Linked DNA regions of Homo sapiens: region 1 is linked to region 2. A link is a contact called in ENCODE Hi-C or POLR2A ChIA-PET data. All regions are on one chromosome and are shown on one strand. The core of a region is the stretch at or near the end of the contact, and the rest is flanking DNA. Distances in the headings are between cores, read along the strand shown. Region 1 holds the start of UBASH3A (ubiquitin associated and SH3 domain containing A). Region 2 holds the start of ZBTB21 (zinc finger and BTB domain containing 21).

Region 1 (7,381 bases), core at 2,888-5,387, 390 kb before region 2:
ATAAATCATAAGCTGTTATTCAAATTATTCTACAACTGGCATTTTTCCTCTACCATGTCTTTTCAATTAATCCCTGTTGATACACACGTGTCTAGTGAAGTTTGTCAGCGCGAATTTGTTAAAGGCTGTGTAATAGTTCATGTATACATATACAATGTTGCACTTGTTCATTCCCGCATTGATGAACATCTAAATTATTTTATTTTAAAACCATTTCATAACCCTGCAATCAAGATCTTTGTACATGTCTCTTTAGGCTCCTTGCATTTCTCCAGGGAATCTGCTTAGACGCACGACGGAGGCTGGTGGGCTGTGCATATTGCCAAGGTTGGCAGATACCCAGCACTGCCTTCCTCAGTGACACCAGTGACGTGTGAGGCCCTGCTTCCCTCACCCTCATCAACACTTGGAGTTACCTTGTTTGCTCTAATGATATCTTAATTTGCACCACCTCCCTGGTTACTAGTGAGAGGTTGGGGTGCTCTTGACAGTCTAGGGGACCCCATTGCCTCCCTATTTTTTGGTGGGGTTCCTAGTCTTATTGACTGGGTTGCAGTGGGCAGGTGCTGGCCATGCCCTTCACAGCAGTGGGCTTGTTTCTGATCCAAAATTGGCAACTGGCTTTAGTGGACTCTGTGAAGGGGTTGCCCATTTTGCCCGTGGCCTACACTTTCTGGAGGAGGAGGGGGCATCCCATTGGGAACACTGCACGTTCAGAGACCCAGGATCAGTATCTGCCCTCCTGCTTTGGAGAGGACACTCCAGCCTCCCAGGACCTGGTTTTTATTGTTTGATTTTCCCCGTGGCTATCTCAGGGCAGAGGATGAAGGACTCCCCACAGCACATCCGGGTAGGAGAGGGTTTTAGAGAAACGGTGGCCCTCCTCTCCATCCCCAGAGCAGAGAACAGGCCCATGGCAGTGGGTGGCTTGAAGAATCACTCACGCAGCTGGTACCTGGTGAGGTCACCTCAAATCAGAGCCCTCACCCGACCCACACACCTGGCACCCTTAGACCCACACACCTGGCTTCATGACCACCAGTAAACTCCCTTCCCCTCAGAGGCAGCCCGAGAGCATGGTGGCCGCTAGTCTCTATCAGCAAAGATGTCAATTATGTCTCAAATCTTTCCATCAATAAACACAAACATCCTCCTATCTATCTCAATCTTATCCATCGTAGTAGGCAGTTGAGGAGGACATAATCAAACACAAGTATGCAAAATCCCAGCCTGCTCTTCAATTACTGAAATAGGCTGAATATTAGCAGTACTAATATAAACCCAAATGTTACCATTTTTAACCTAATTACTTTATTCTAACAATTACCCTCATTTACGTGCTTATCACAACACAACAATCATGTCTTCCCCATTTACTCAACAAAGCACATGAACCTGTTCTTCTTGGCAGTCAAATTGGATTGAATCAGGTTTGTAAGTGAAGAAAGCCTTGTTCAGAGTTCTCTCTTTCTCTTTCCATGGTTAACCAAAGCCCTGTGCCCCTCCCTCAGTGCACTATGGGTAGGCAGGGAGGTTATTTTGTTTCACTTCCGCAGTGGCCCCATCCCACCCAGAGGCGCCCGGCTCTTCCTGGTATCAGCCCTGGTGGGAGGGAGTCCTTAGGCACAGGGAATTCAGCCCAAACGCCCCTGGGTCTACAGAAGCAGCTGCACTCACCAGGCCAAGGCCTCCTCCGCCGTCTTCCTCCCCGTGGCTGCCAACGCTTTCAGCCTGCAGAAGAGCAGACACAGACACAAAGTCACGTCGCCCATTCTTGGGAAAAGGGTCAGAGAGGCAGGGTGTGGCCTTGCACACCCAGGATCTTTGGGGGGTGCTCTGAAGAGGGCCTGATGCTGAACTTCCAGCTGGAAGTTCTAGCGCCTGTCCCCTGAGTGCTGCCATCGTGGTTTTGGACAATGCTGACCAGCTCACACCTCCCCCTCACTGTCCTTCCCTGGCTACCCGCTTCAGCCCTTGGCACGGGGTCTCAGGGCTGAGGACCTGACCTCCGCCCGCTCCTGCAATCCCTCTCCCTGGCCTGCCCCCCCCCCCCCCACTGCCTAGATCAAATGGACCCACCCTGCGGAACGTGCCCCTGGCTCGGACACACGCTTTCCTCACCCCAGCATCAGCGACCCTGATCCCCAGGCTCGCCTCCCACACCTCTCTGCTGGGAAACAGCCCTTTCCAAAGCACCCAGGCAGGCACTTGTTACGGCTTACACAGTCCCCTTGCACCCACGGCTCTCCCCTGCTAGACCAAGAACTCCCTGAACACAGGACTGAGTCTTATTCATCACGGTAACCCGGGACGTAAGTACATTGCATTGAATTGGGCAGAACTGGACCAAATGAAACAGAATGGAATATAGCAAAGGTAATTTATCAGGAATGCAGACTGGAAACAGCGGGCGTCCATGAGGAACCCACCACATGATGCCGAATGCTGCTATTTGGGTGGGCACCGATGGGGCTGTGGCCACCTGGAGAGGTTTGAACAAGGCAGCCTTGGTGCAGGGCACTTACTATGAGGTGCTCTGGTGTGGGGAAATTAACACACATTTCTCTTCCTCCAACATGTGCTTAATGTTTAAACTGGAAGGAATTTTGAGTAGAAGTCCATGCTATACGTTTAGTAGTAAAATCCAGCGTGGACTCCTTCAAAGGCATGGAAAGCTGGTTCGGGTTCCACCTCCGCCACTAATGCACTCTCTGGGCCCAGTGTCCTGCCTGCACTGGGTGGTGAGCAGTGGACAAAAGCTGCCTTGTCTGTAATGCCTGGACGGTGCCCGGTGGCCGCCCTGCACATGCCTGACCCCACTCCCCATTCAAAGGCCCCTGGCTTAGCTTGAACATAACAGTGACGACAAAGCCCTGATTTGGGGAGAAGAAATGGGTTTGTCTAGCTTCAGAGTTACTTCACCCAATTTGGCCAAGCTTTTGTTATAGTGTGGAAGGAAAGTTTAGCTCCTTCCCCAACCCAAAGTTACCTAAAGTGTGTTTCTGATACATTTTTCCATGTGAAAAAATGAATGGGTCAGATTTAAAGTGTGTTTCTGATACATTTTTCCATGTGAAAAAATGAATGGGTCAGATTTAAGGCACTGGTTTGCCATGAAAGCTGTAACCCAATGTTGGTGTCGTGGCCTCCCTCTCCGAGAGTGGTAACTCTGAAGGCTAAGCTCTTCCACATGCAGGCCTTTCCCTTGGGTAAGCAGGGTCGCGCTCACACTGTGTCTGAAGTTTCCTACCCATTTGTTTCGTTATCAGACACTCAAGGGATTGTCTCTGAGGACAAGTGACTTTCCCCGGGCAGCGTGGAAGCACAGCCCTGCTGACAGTTGGTCCCAGTGTTAGAGACTCAGCGGGCTTTGGGGCCTTTCACGTTAGAGTTTGAATATCTTGAAACGCCACTTTCAGAGTCACTGAGCTGCACACAAAGAGATTACAACCAGGCCCCAATCTCCTCCAAACCCCCAAAATGGGGCACCCAGAGTAATACATGGCTTCTGATTTTCACAAATTTCAGGGTCCCCCAGTCAGCCAGCCGAGCTGGTCTTTAAAAGGTCAAGAATATCAGGGGTATTCTTGTGCCTCCCTGGGCCACACATAAAATACGCTAACACTAATAATAGCTAATGAGCTAAAAAAAAAATCTCATAATATTTTAAGAAAGTTTACCAATTTGTGTTGGGCAGCCAACACAAATTGAACAGGGCAGCCTTAGGAGGCTGAGGTGGGATGATGGCTTAAGCCCAAAGCTGTCCTGGGCCTCATGTGGGTTGGACAAGCTTGGTCAAGATCACCTCATTTACGAGAAGCAGAAGAGGGCCCTGTGAAGAGGCAGTGTCTTACCCTGCAAGGTGCACTGCTTTGGCAGGAAGCCGTACCCTACACCCCTGCAGCTCCATGCCGGGGGCCGCAGCAGGGTCTGGCACCAGCCTTACTGGCTGGGCCCCGGGGTCTCTGGGCAGTACTCACGCGGTGTGCACCGGGAAGCCCATGGCCAGGAGGGGCTCCAGGAGCGAGGGGCTGCTGCGGCTCTTGAGCTTGTTGGAGACCTTGGCGTAGAGCTGCGTCTCCCCCGCTGCCATCTCTTCCTGCCCTTAGGCCAAGAAGCTCGCCTGCACACAGAAATGAGGAGATAAAGCAAGAGGGGGAGAGGCAAGGCTGAGGCTGTGAAGAAAAACCTCAAGCTCTTTTTGATCTTTCTGACAAAAGTTGATATCCTGTTTGCATGAGATATCAGTTTTCAGAATTCTGTTTGCAGGATGCTGGGTGCAGCGTCCACCAATCCTAACTGTTTCCACCACGGGAGTTTGAGGCTAAAGGTCCAACCGAGCCCCTGCACGGGATCAGCCTCTGTAGGGACTTGGCTAGTATTCGGGAGCAAGAATGCGTGAGAGCATGGGGGAAGGAAGCGGAGGAGAAGTCAGGGAATGAGTTCCCTCCTGGATCCTGCTGGCCCCCTGCCCTGACCCACCCTGGATCCCAGTCTCCTTGTCTGTGAACAAGACATTAAACCCCACTCTATCTATTGTCTCGGATTGCTGGAAAACTTACTGGTTCTTTCAGTCATTCATTGACTTGTTTTTTTATTTTAAAAACTTTAAAAGCTTTATATGTGTACAGAAAAGTTGATGAATCATATGTGTATAGCTCAAGGAATTTCCATAAATGAGCCCACACCCCTAATTCCCCCACGACCCAAAATCAAACAGGGCAACCAGGGGAATTTTGTACCTCCTCCACCCAAGGGGACATTTGGAAATGTCTGGAGACATTTTTGTTTCCAAAATGAGGCGGGGGTGGTGGTGGGTGGGGTGGACATCGTGGTACCGGCACTAGTGGGTAGAGGCCGGGAATGTCACAGTGCCCAGGACAGTCTCCCCAACAAAATTTCACTAGTGCCAAGGTGGAGATAGCCTGCTCTGGAACATTCTCAGAACCTCAGATGCACCTCTGCCCCCAGCTCAGCCTCCTCCAGTTATCTCCTCCCTCCCCCAGAAAGTAAACTGCTGTATCACTTGTATATGAATTGTGCCTGTGGTTGAGCCTTATGTAAATAGAACCATATAGCATATTCTCTATCATATCTCATTTCTTTTTCCTCAAATTATGCCTGTAAAATTTATCCACATTATTGCTTGTAGCCACAGTTAGTTCACTGTTATTGCTGTGTAGTATTTGATTAATAAATATACCAGCCAGGCGTGGTGGCTCACGCCTGTAATCCCAGCACTTTGGGACTTTGGGAGGCCAAGGGGGGGGTGGATCACCTGAGGTCAGGAGTTCGAGACCAGCCTGGCCAACATGTTGAAACCCTGTCTCTACTAAAAAATACAAAAATTAGTTGGGCATGGTGGTGCATGCCTGTAATCCCAGCTACTCAGGAGGGTGAAGCAGGAGAATCATTTGAACCCAGGAGGTGGAGGTTACAGTGAGCAAAGATTGCATCACTGCACTCCAGCCTGGGACAGAGTGAGACTCCAGCTCAAAAATAAATAAATAAAATAAATATAACATAATTCATTTATCCATTTCTCTGTTGATATGCATTCAGGAAGTTTTCGGTTGTTTTGCTATTGTAACTAATGTTGCTGAGGACGTTCTTGTATGTGTCTTTGAGTGCCTTGTGCATGCATTTCTGTTAGGTGTGCATCTAGGAGTGGGGTTGTTGGATCACAGAGCACGTGAAACTCCATTAGGAACTGCCAAGCAGTTGTACAAAGCTCTATATCCTCATGCACACTTAATATTATCAGTCCCTAATTTTAGCCACTCTGTGGTGGGGGTGGTGTGTAGTTGTATCTCCCTGTGGTTCCCATTTGTATTTCCCTGAGGGATAATGATATTGGGCACCATTTCACAGGCTTATTGCCCATTTGAATATCCTCTCTGGGGAAGTTCCTGTTCAGATATTCTGCTCTTTTTTTTTTTTCACTAGGGTGTTTGCTTTTCTTATCAATTTGTGGGAACTCTGGTTAGAGTTTTCTGCATCCTGTTCAAGAGATTGTTGTTAATCCAACATCGATGAAGATCATCTATGTTTTGTTCTAGAAGTTTTGCTACTTTTGCTCTTCATATTTAGCTCTATGATCCATTTGAATTCATTCTGTGTATGGTGTGAGGTAGGGGTAAACTTTCATCTACTTCCGCATTGAAAGGGCTATCCTTTGCCCAGTGAATTGCAGTAGGAGGCTTATTGTAAATCAAGTGACTGTATATGGATTAGTTTTTTCTAACTTGTGTGCTCTCTTGTTTGATTTGTCCCTCTTTGTGCCCATTCTACACTGTTTTAATCACTATAGTGCTAAACCCTCTGGTTTTGTCCTTTGCTTTTTCATAAACATTTACAAATCAGGTTGCCATGGTGTGTCATAGTGTGTCATTGGGTAGTGCAAAAAGATTCACACCTACAATCAATTGATTTTCAACAAGGATGCCAATGAAATTCAATGGGGGAAGGATAATGCTTTTGATAAATGGTGCTAGAGGCTCAGCCCATAATCTCAGCAGTTTGGGAGGCCAAAGTGGGAGGATCACTTGGGCCCAGGAGTTTGAGATCAGCCAGGGCAGCAGAGTGAGACTCCGTCTCTTAAAAAAAAAAAAAAAAAAGACATGGTGGCATTAGTTCCAGCTACTCAGGAGGCTGAAGTGGGATGATGGCTTAAGCCCAAGAAATCGAGGCTGCAATGAGCTGTGATTGCATCACTGCATTCCAGCCTGGGTGACAGAATGAGACCCTGTCTGAAAAAAAAAAAAAAAAAAATTAGTGCTAGGAAAACTGCATATTGGTAGGAGGAAAAACGAACCTCAACCCTTACCTCACATTATATACAAAAATTAACTCAAAATGTAAATGCTAAAACTATAAAACTCCTTAAGAAAACCTAGAAAAAAAATGTTTGCTATGTTGGAGTTTGCAAAACTTTCTTAGGACATAAAGCGAATAAACCAACAAAAGAAAAAGTTGATGAACTGTACTTCACCAAAGTTGAAAACTTCTGCTCTTTGAAAGACATCTTAAAGAGTATAATAAGGTGAACCACAGACTGGGAGAAAGTATCACTATACATATAGCTGACAAAGGACTTGTTTCTAGAATATACAGAATATTTTATATATACTTATAACAAATAATAAGAAAACAAGCATCTATTTTAAGAATGGGCAAAGTATCAAAAAAGATACTTTTAAAAAGAAGATATATACATAGACATGAAAAGATGCTCAACATCATTAGTCATCAGGGAAATGCAAATTAAAACCGCAATGTGATTCCACAGCACACCCACCAGAAGAGCTAAAATGGAAAATACCAGGTTTACACAAGGCTGGGGAGTAACAGGAGCTCTCACACTGTGCTGGTGGGAATGCGT
Region 2 (6,853 bases), core at 4,354-6,853:
ACCAAAGGATGCCCATGGTGCAGATCTGAATGCAACGGTCTTCCTTACCTTTCATGATAGCAACTTAAGGAATAGCACATAAGAATTTTCTTAATTCATACAAAGTTTATAATCAAATAGAATTACTACTGTTATTACACACACACACACACAGTCCTCTCCCAATCTTAAGACAAAAGGGTTTCTTAGAAACTGGTGTGGATCTAATGCCATCCAAGTATTATTGGTGGCGTTTGTATGCTGAACTGGAAGGATATCCTCCAGGCATCTGCTCTTCAAGAACAAGGATGGGGTGGCGAGAAGAGAGAGGAAGAGGCAATTACGGCCTTTGGAGAAAACCAGCACTAATGCTTCTGGCTGGGAGGTCCTTAAGCTTAGTACCACTTTTTGTTTATGATAATGTTTACAGATAGGGCTTCTCAATTATGAGAACCCAGTGTGATCAACACTTAATCCCACCCAACTTCAACCATGCTGAAGAGGCACTATGGCCCGGGGCACTCCAGTTCTGAGCACGCGGAGTGATATTCACTGTGAAGGTGGTTGTTGGAAACCATTTACACAGCAACCCAAAGTGTTACTACCTTCCTCACTTTCCCCACTTCCCATTCTCTTCTCTTTTTTCTTTTTCTGTTTCACATACTTTTCAAAGGCCTTCCCATGCCGCTACACAGGAATACTGTTCTTATCTGCAGTAGGCTGACTAATGACCCTTAAAGATATCAAGTCCTGATCTCTGAAACCTCCAATGTTACCTTATATGAAAAAAGGGTCTTGCAGATGTAATTAAATGAAAAGATCTTGAGATGGGGAGATCATGCTGGATTCTCCTGGTAGGCCCTAAATGCCTTCCCAAGTGTCCCTTTATGAAAGAGGCAGAGAAGGCCAGGTGTGGTGGTGCACACCCATAGGCCTAGCTACTTGGGAGGCTGAGGCTGGAGGATCACTTGAGCCCAGAAGTTCAAGGTTACATGAACTATAAGTGCACCACTATACTCCAGCCTAGGCAACAGAGCAAGACCAGGTGTCTAAAACAAAAACAAAACAAAACAAAACAAAACAAAGAAAGAAACAGGTAGAGGGAGATTTGACAGACAGAAAAGAGGTCATGTGAACACAGAAGCAGAGATCAGAGTGATGCAGCCACAAGCCCAGGAATGCTGGCAGCCACCAGAGGCTGAAAGCAAGGCACTTTCTCTATATCCTCCAAGGGAAGTGTGGCCTTGCTCACACCTGAATTTCCATCCCATAAGACCAATTTCGGACTTCTGGCCTCCAGAACTGTAAAAGAGTAAGTTTCTATTGTTTTAACCCACCAAGTTTGTAGAAAGCTATTACAGCAGCCACAGGAAACTAATGAATTTTTTAAAGAGATAACCACCCAACCCATAGATTGGGCAAATCTGGACAGCCAGGTACCCATTCCAATGAAATGATGGTTAAGAGAATCACAGCTGATTAAAACTTCCCGCTTCCAAATATGAAGAAGCAGATATGTTAAACCCCATAGAGACTTCCCTCCCCCAAATTATAAAAGGGCTGTGTTTTTTTTTGTTATAAGAAATGCAAACCAACTTAACAGCATGAACACTGGAGAATCGGCTACCACTGTAACAGTTTCAGAGAGAAAACTCTAGCCATCGGGAACAGATGGCCCAGGACACAGCCCTAGCAACAGGTCCAAAGCTCCGGGCATACACAAGTTAACAGACATGGTCTCTGTGCCAAGGGGCATGCAAACTAGTGGAGAAACCGGCCTTTGAGCAGATGGGAATAGGTGAAATAGATGGTATAGTGGAATCACTGAAGCGCAGAGGGAGGCAGCCTCGGTCTGACACTTGAAATTGGATTTGCCTGCAGATTGAATAGGAAAAGGCCATCCCAGGAAGTGCCTATGCCAGACTACATGGCTAGAGGGGTTGGCAAAGGCGAGGCAAGCAGAAAGCAAAGCCACCTTGGCAGCACTGGACAGGCCATGCCCAGCTATGAGGCCGCAGGCATCTGCAAGCCACATGGGAGGGTGGGTGGGTATACAGCACCAATGCAAGTTAACCCGAGTTGCATTTGGAAAGATAAATTTGATTGAAAACGCACTAGGCTGGGAAGGGAAGGAAGCAAAACTGAGGCAGGAACTTGGTTGCAATGGCTACAGATTGGACAGAGCTGCTGCAGGCCAGAAACAGCTGAAATAAGGCTGGTAAGGACAGGTTTAAGTGGCATTTAAGAGGTAGATTGATAGGACTTAGTGACAGTTGAATGCAGACATTGAGAAATAACCGTCAAGTTTCTGGCTTGGGTAGCAAGGCAGACAGCAGCATCTTTAATTAAGTAGGACACAGTCAAGGATGGAAAAAATGGTTCAAGGGCAGATAGAATGTCGATAGGAAGTCCAGCTGTGAGCTTGCTGTGTGCACAGCTGTGGGTTGTCCGCAGGGTGTCTAATGAGGTGGCTGCATAAACAATGTGCATTTTGTATAAAAGAACATATGTGTCTATGGTGTGAGAGATCCTGTTTGGGGTGCTTCAGTGTACGGCTAACACTAAGAAGTAGAGGGAGATTTGACAGACAGAAGAAGGCCATGTGAACACACAGGCAGAGATTGGAGTGATACAGCCACAAGCTCAGAAATGCTGGCAGCCACCAGAAGCTGAAAGAGGTAAGGAATTTAGACTGAAAGTCAGGCATTGGGCAGGCAGAGGCAAACAAGAAACCTGCAGGGCGGATGAGAGGGTGCTGGCTGGCAAATCCAACATCACCTACACAAGTGGTGTCAACAAAACCTGCACCAGGTGTTATGGGAGCACAGAGGAGGGAGCACCAACCCTAGATACAGCTGAGAAGATGCCAGTCAGGTGGGGTGGGGAGGTGGTGGAATCCTGGAGGAAGAAACACCAATCAAGATGAAATTATCCCATTAAAACAGGGTGGTAGTGGTGGGGGCAATAGCTCAGGCAGAAGGGACAACACACTTGAAGCCCAGAAGCCCAGAGGCAAGAGACAGAGCAAGACTAGTTTAGAGGCCTGCATGTCAGAGTGGAGGTGGGGGAAAGATGGGAGAGGCTGGGCCAAGTCCTCAGGCACTTGTGCGTTGTGGTTTGAACTCTCACCTAGGCAATGGAGAGCCATTAAACCCTATGCAAGGGAGTGGCATGATCCCTTTTGCTGTTTAGAAAAATCGCTTTGGCTGTAATGTGAGAGTGGATTAAAGGAGGAAACCTGGAGGCTGGGAGAGCAGTTAAGCGGTTACGTTACCAGAGAAACACTGAGGAGGTCGGACGGACAGGACTTGGGGATAGACCCAATACTGGAAGTGAGGGAGGAGCCCACCATGGTGCCCACATTCCTGGCTCCAGCAACTGGGCATATGTTCCAAGCATGGATGAGACTGCATAGGGTGTGTGTGCCAAGAAACCCAGTGCGAGCATGGGCAGGGGCAGAAGGGCCAACACAGCCGGCCCAGGAGGAGCAGTCAGCCAAGAGGTGGGAAATCCAGGGAATGAGGCGTAACTGAAGCAATCACTGCTGAAGCAATTGGAAGCGTGTCACAAATCAAAGAGAGCAACTGAAAGATGCAACGGTTTCTGCCAGATTTGGCAGTCAGGTCAATTCCAGTGAAATGGTGAGGCCAAAAGCCTGATCATATAGCTCAAAGCAGAGACACCAATGTGTATCGTCCTGAGGAAGGTTGAAAAAACAAAAAACAAAACAAAACAAAAAAACAGCTAAGCAGGTGGCTAGAAAGGGATCGCTCAAGGGAGGCTGCTTCCAGCATGCGGTAAAGCCAGTACTAGTTTTCTCACCTATAAAACTAGGATAACAGCACACACTCCCCCAGCCTAATCACAGGGGAACCTAAAACTCAAGGTTCTTTTAAGACTTATAATCACTGTTGCCTTCTACCTTCAGAACAGTCACTTTGTGCTTTTCCACCATACAGTTCAAAATACAGACACTCTTTAGGCTGGGCATGGTGGCTCACACCTGTTATCCAAGCACATTGGGAGGCTGAGGCGGGTGGATTGCTTCAGACCAGGAGTTTGAAACCAGCCTGAGCAACATGGTGAAACTCCATCTCTACCAAAAATACAAAAATCAGCTAGGTGTGACGGATGCACCTATAGTCCCAGCTACTGCCGAGGCTGAGACGGGAGGATGGCTTGAGCCAGGGAGTGGAGGCTGCAGTGAGCTGAGATCATGCCACTGCACTCCAGCCTGGGACTGACAGAGACTCCATCTCAGGAAAAAAAAAAAAAAATTTAAAGTGTTTTAAAGTTGTAGGAGAAAATTTTTAGGTGCAAGATTCTTTATGTAAGACTAAGAGTCCTCTTAAAATTAGTCAAACTAATAATCTACAACAGAGCTGTTAATTTGGCAACAAATTTTTAATTTGTATCAATCTAATGTCTGTCTTTCACATACTTCCAAACATTACATAAATTATTTTACCTAGTGCATACAACTTTCAAAAACTGTATTTGGCAATTAACAGACCCCTGACAATTATTAACAGGGGTTTTACATCCCGGAGTTTGAGTGTCTGCGGGAGAACCGTCCCTGCAGGAGGCACTCCCCCTCCACCTGCGACCCGGGCTGGGAGAACGCGCGGAGGGCTCCCTTGAGCGGTCTCCGCCAGCGAGGCTTTCCTCCCGGTCGGTGTTGACAGTGTGGCATTTCTGTTATCTAATTTCTGGTTTTGACTGAAAGCGAAGTGAGTTTTCTCATCAGTGGAGTTGTAATATTTCTGCAAAAAAAAAAAAGATCACAGCCCTCCGATGAGCCGGGCACTATGCGAAGTCTCCGGCTGCCTGCGGGCCGCTGTGGACGCCCCGGCGGGGGTCAGGACCGACCCCCATCTGCGCGGCGAACGAGCCCGGACGCCCTGGCCGCGGCCGCCGGGTCCCCGCCCAGGGGCCAGGTGGCCAGGTTGCGTCGGGAGGAGGAAATGGAAGCGCTCTGAGCGACTAGCGAGCGGCAGGAGCCGCCTCCCGCGGGCTTTCCTCGCGGGCCGGGAGCGTCTGCCGCCGACCCGAGGACCGCAGGGCCCCGCTCGCCGCCCGCGCCCGTCAGAAAGCCGCGCGTCGCTCCCGTCGCTGTCGGGGTCGTCGGCTCGGGGAGTCGCCCGCCGTCCACCGGTGAACGGGAGCGCGTCCTCCCCTCCGAGGGACTAAGCGCTCGCGCCACGCATCCCGCCGCGCCGGAAGCGGGGACTACTGGCGGCCCAGCTGGGCAGGACCGCGGCCGAATGACCCGGGGCGACCCCGCAGCAAGGGCGCCTCCGGCAGGCGGCAAAGTCCCCTGAGAATCGGCGCGCTCCTCGCCGCGACGGACTCCACCCGGCCGGGGCGCTCAGCCTCCTCGCCGTGGCCCCCAGCCCGGCCGCCTCCCCTAACGGCCGCCGCAGGCTCCCCTCATGGACCGAGAGCGCGGGCTTGCAGCGCGGCAGCGTCCGTTCGGCGCGCGGCTCCGGGCAGGCCCGCCCTCCCCCGTCCCCCTGCGCCGCGAGGCCCCCCCCCCGCCCCGCCCTCCGGCGCCCGGCGCCCAATCAGAGTGCCGCGCACGTGACGAGCGATGCCTGCGATGACCTCATCCCTGGTGTGGGATGACGTCAAATTCAAGATGGATGGAATCACAGCGGCAGCGGCGGCTGCGGCGCGCGCGAGCCGAGTGTGAGCGGAAAGGGGCCCGGCGTCTGCCTCGAGACTGAAGACCGGTGAGTAACTGTCACGCCCCTAGCTCTAGGAGAACTGCGGGGCTCCTTGGGAGGCTACAGCCTCCCCGCAAAACGCGGCCTTTCCTGACGTAACTCTGAGGTGATTTCTCTCCTCTTTTTTCTCCACCAGCGGGTTGCGGGCTCCGAGCGCTTCTGCGCGTGCGCGGGACCTGGGCGCTCACCGAGCATGTCCCGGGTTCCCACGTAGCCGATTGTACCTTCACACTGCGCACGCTCCCTGCCAGCACTTGGCCTCGCCCTCGCGAATGCGCATGCTCCATTCCCTCACGGGCTTCACTCTTCACCCTGGCCGAGCTGCCCCTGGGGTAGGGGACACGCCTGGCCCAGGCGCGCGCCCCTCGCGCGGAGCGGTTGAAACGCCTCGTGGAGAAGGGCGCGTTCTCCTGTTCCGGGCAGGGGTTGGGGGCCGGCGGCCCGGGCCGCGGGGTGTGCGCGGAAGCTGGCCGGCGGCCTTGGGGACCCCGCACCTGCCGCGACCCGCCGCTCCCTTCACGGTCCGGGACCTAGCCCCGCCGCCCCGTCCTCGGCCCGGTGGCCGGAGCGTGACCGCTCGGTGCCCGCTGGACGCTCCCTCCCCGCCCCCGGCCCCTCCCGCGGACGCCTGGACCTCACAGCGCGTTTTTTTTCCTCCAGAGCCCCCGCAGACCTTGTCTGGGACTTCCCGGCGGTCCCGCAGAGCATAGCACCCTCCGCCGGCCAGGAGCCCTGCTGCTCGGCCGGCGACCGTCTCCCCGCTTGGAGGAGCCCCCTTCCCCCCGTCCGAGGTCCGCGGCTGGAGGGGCAGGGAGTCAAGACGCCACCCGTGCCGGCCTTAGAGACGCCCGCGGCAGCCCCGCCACATCTCTTCCCGGCTTTTCGGGAACACGCCCCGTAGTCCATCCTCAGCGGCTCCTGCTTTTCCATCCCAGCACACCGCTGGGGGCTCGCACTCTGCCCCCGGTTGCTATGCGGTCCCAGCCACGAGGGCTCTGCGGTTCGGGAGAATTCCGCAAGAGCGCGCGTTCGGAGGCGGGGTGTTTTTAGACAGGTGCCCCGGTGGGATTGCCTGACCGAGAGGACGGGGAAAGTTAGACTTCACACGGCCTGGGGTTTTTCCTTTCGTGCAAGCGCTCACAGCCCTG

The links. Hi-C counts contacts between places; a loop is a spot of excess contacts on that map. ChIA-PET counts read pairs that join two places held with the same protein, here RNA polymerase II (POLR2A). Pooled maps may share reads with other maps.
Region 1: a map of naive thymus-derived CD4-positive, alpha-beta T cell shows a loop between it and region 2 (2.4-fold over the local background). The contact joins the promoter of UBASH3A here to the promoter of ZBTB21 in region 2. A Hi-C loop is called at or near these places in 1 of 168 maps with a recorded cell type or tissue (naive thymus-derived CD4-positive, alpha-beta T cell), 1 of 37 single-sample maps with no recorded cell type and 10 of 50 pooled maps. POLR2A ChIA-PET finds 5 or more read pairs at or near these places in 2 of 52 experiments (CD4-positive, alpha-beta T cell and activated naive CD4-positive, alpha-beta T cell).

Annotation. Positions count from the first base shown.
Region 1 is chr21:42,400,658-42,408,038 of GRCh38, reverse strand. UBASH3A (ubiquitin associated and SH3 domain containing A) reads right to left here and starts at 4,137. Exons shown (of 15, transcript NM_018961.4): 1 at 3,981-4,137; 2 at 1,678-1,731. The coding sequence starts at 4,093.
Region 2 is chr21:42,009,110-42,015,962 of GRCh38, reverse strand. ZBTB21 (zinc finger and BTB domain containing 21) reads left to right here and starts at 5,603. Exons shown (of 3, transcript NM_001098402.2): 1 at 5,603-5,711. It overlaps ZNF295-AS1 (ZNF295 antisense RNA 1), which reads right to left and starts at 6,769. Exons shown (of 2, transcript NR_119384.1): 1 at 6,379-6,769. RefSeq lists silencers at 4,791-5,530, 5,971-6,280, 6,321-6,430.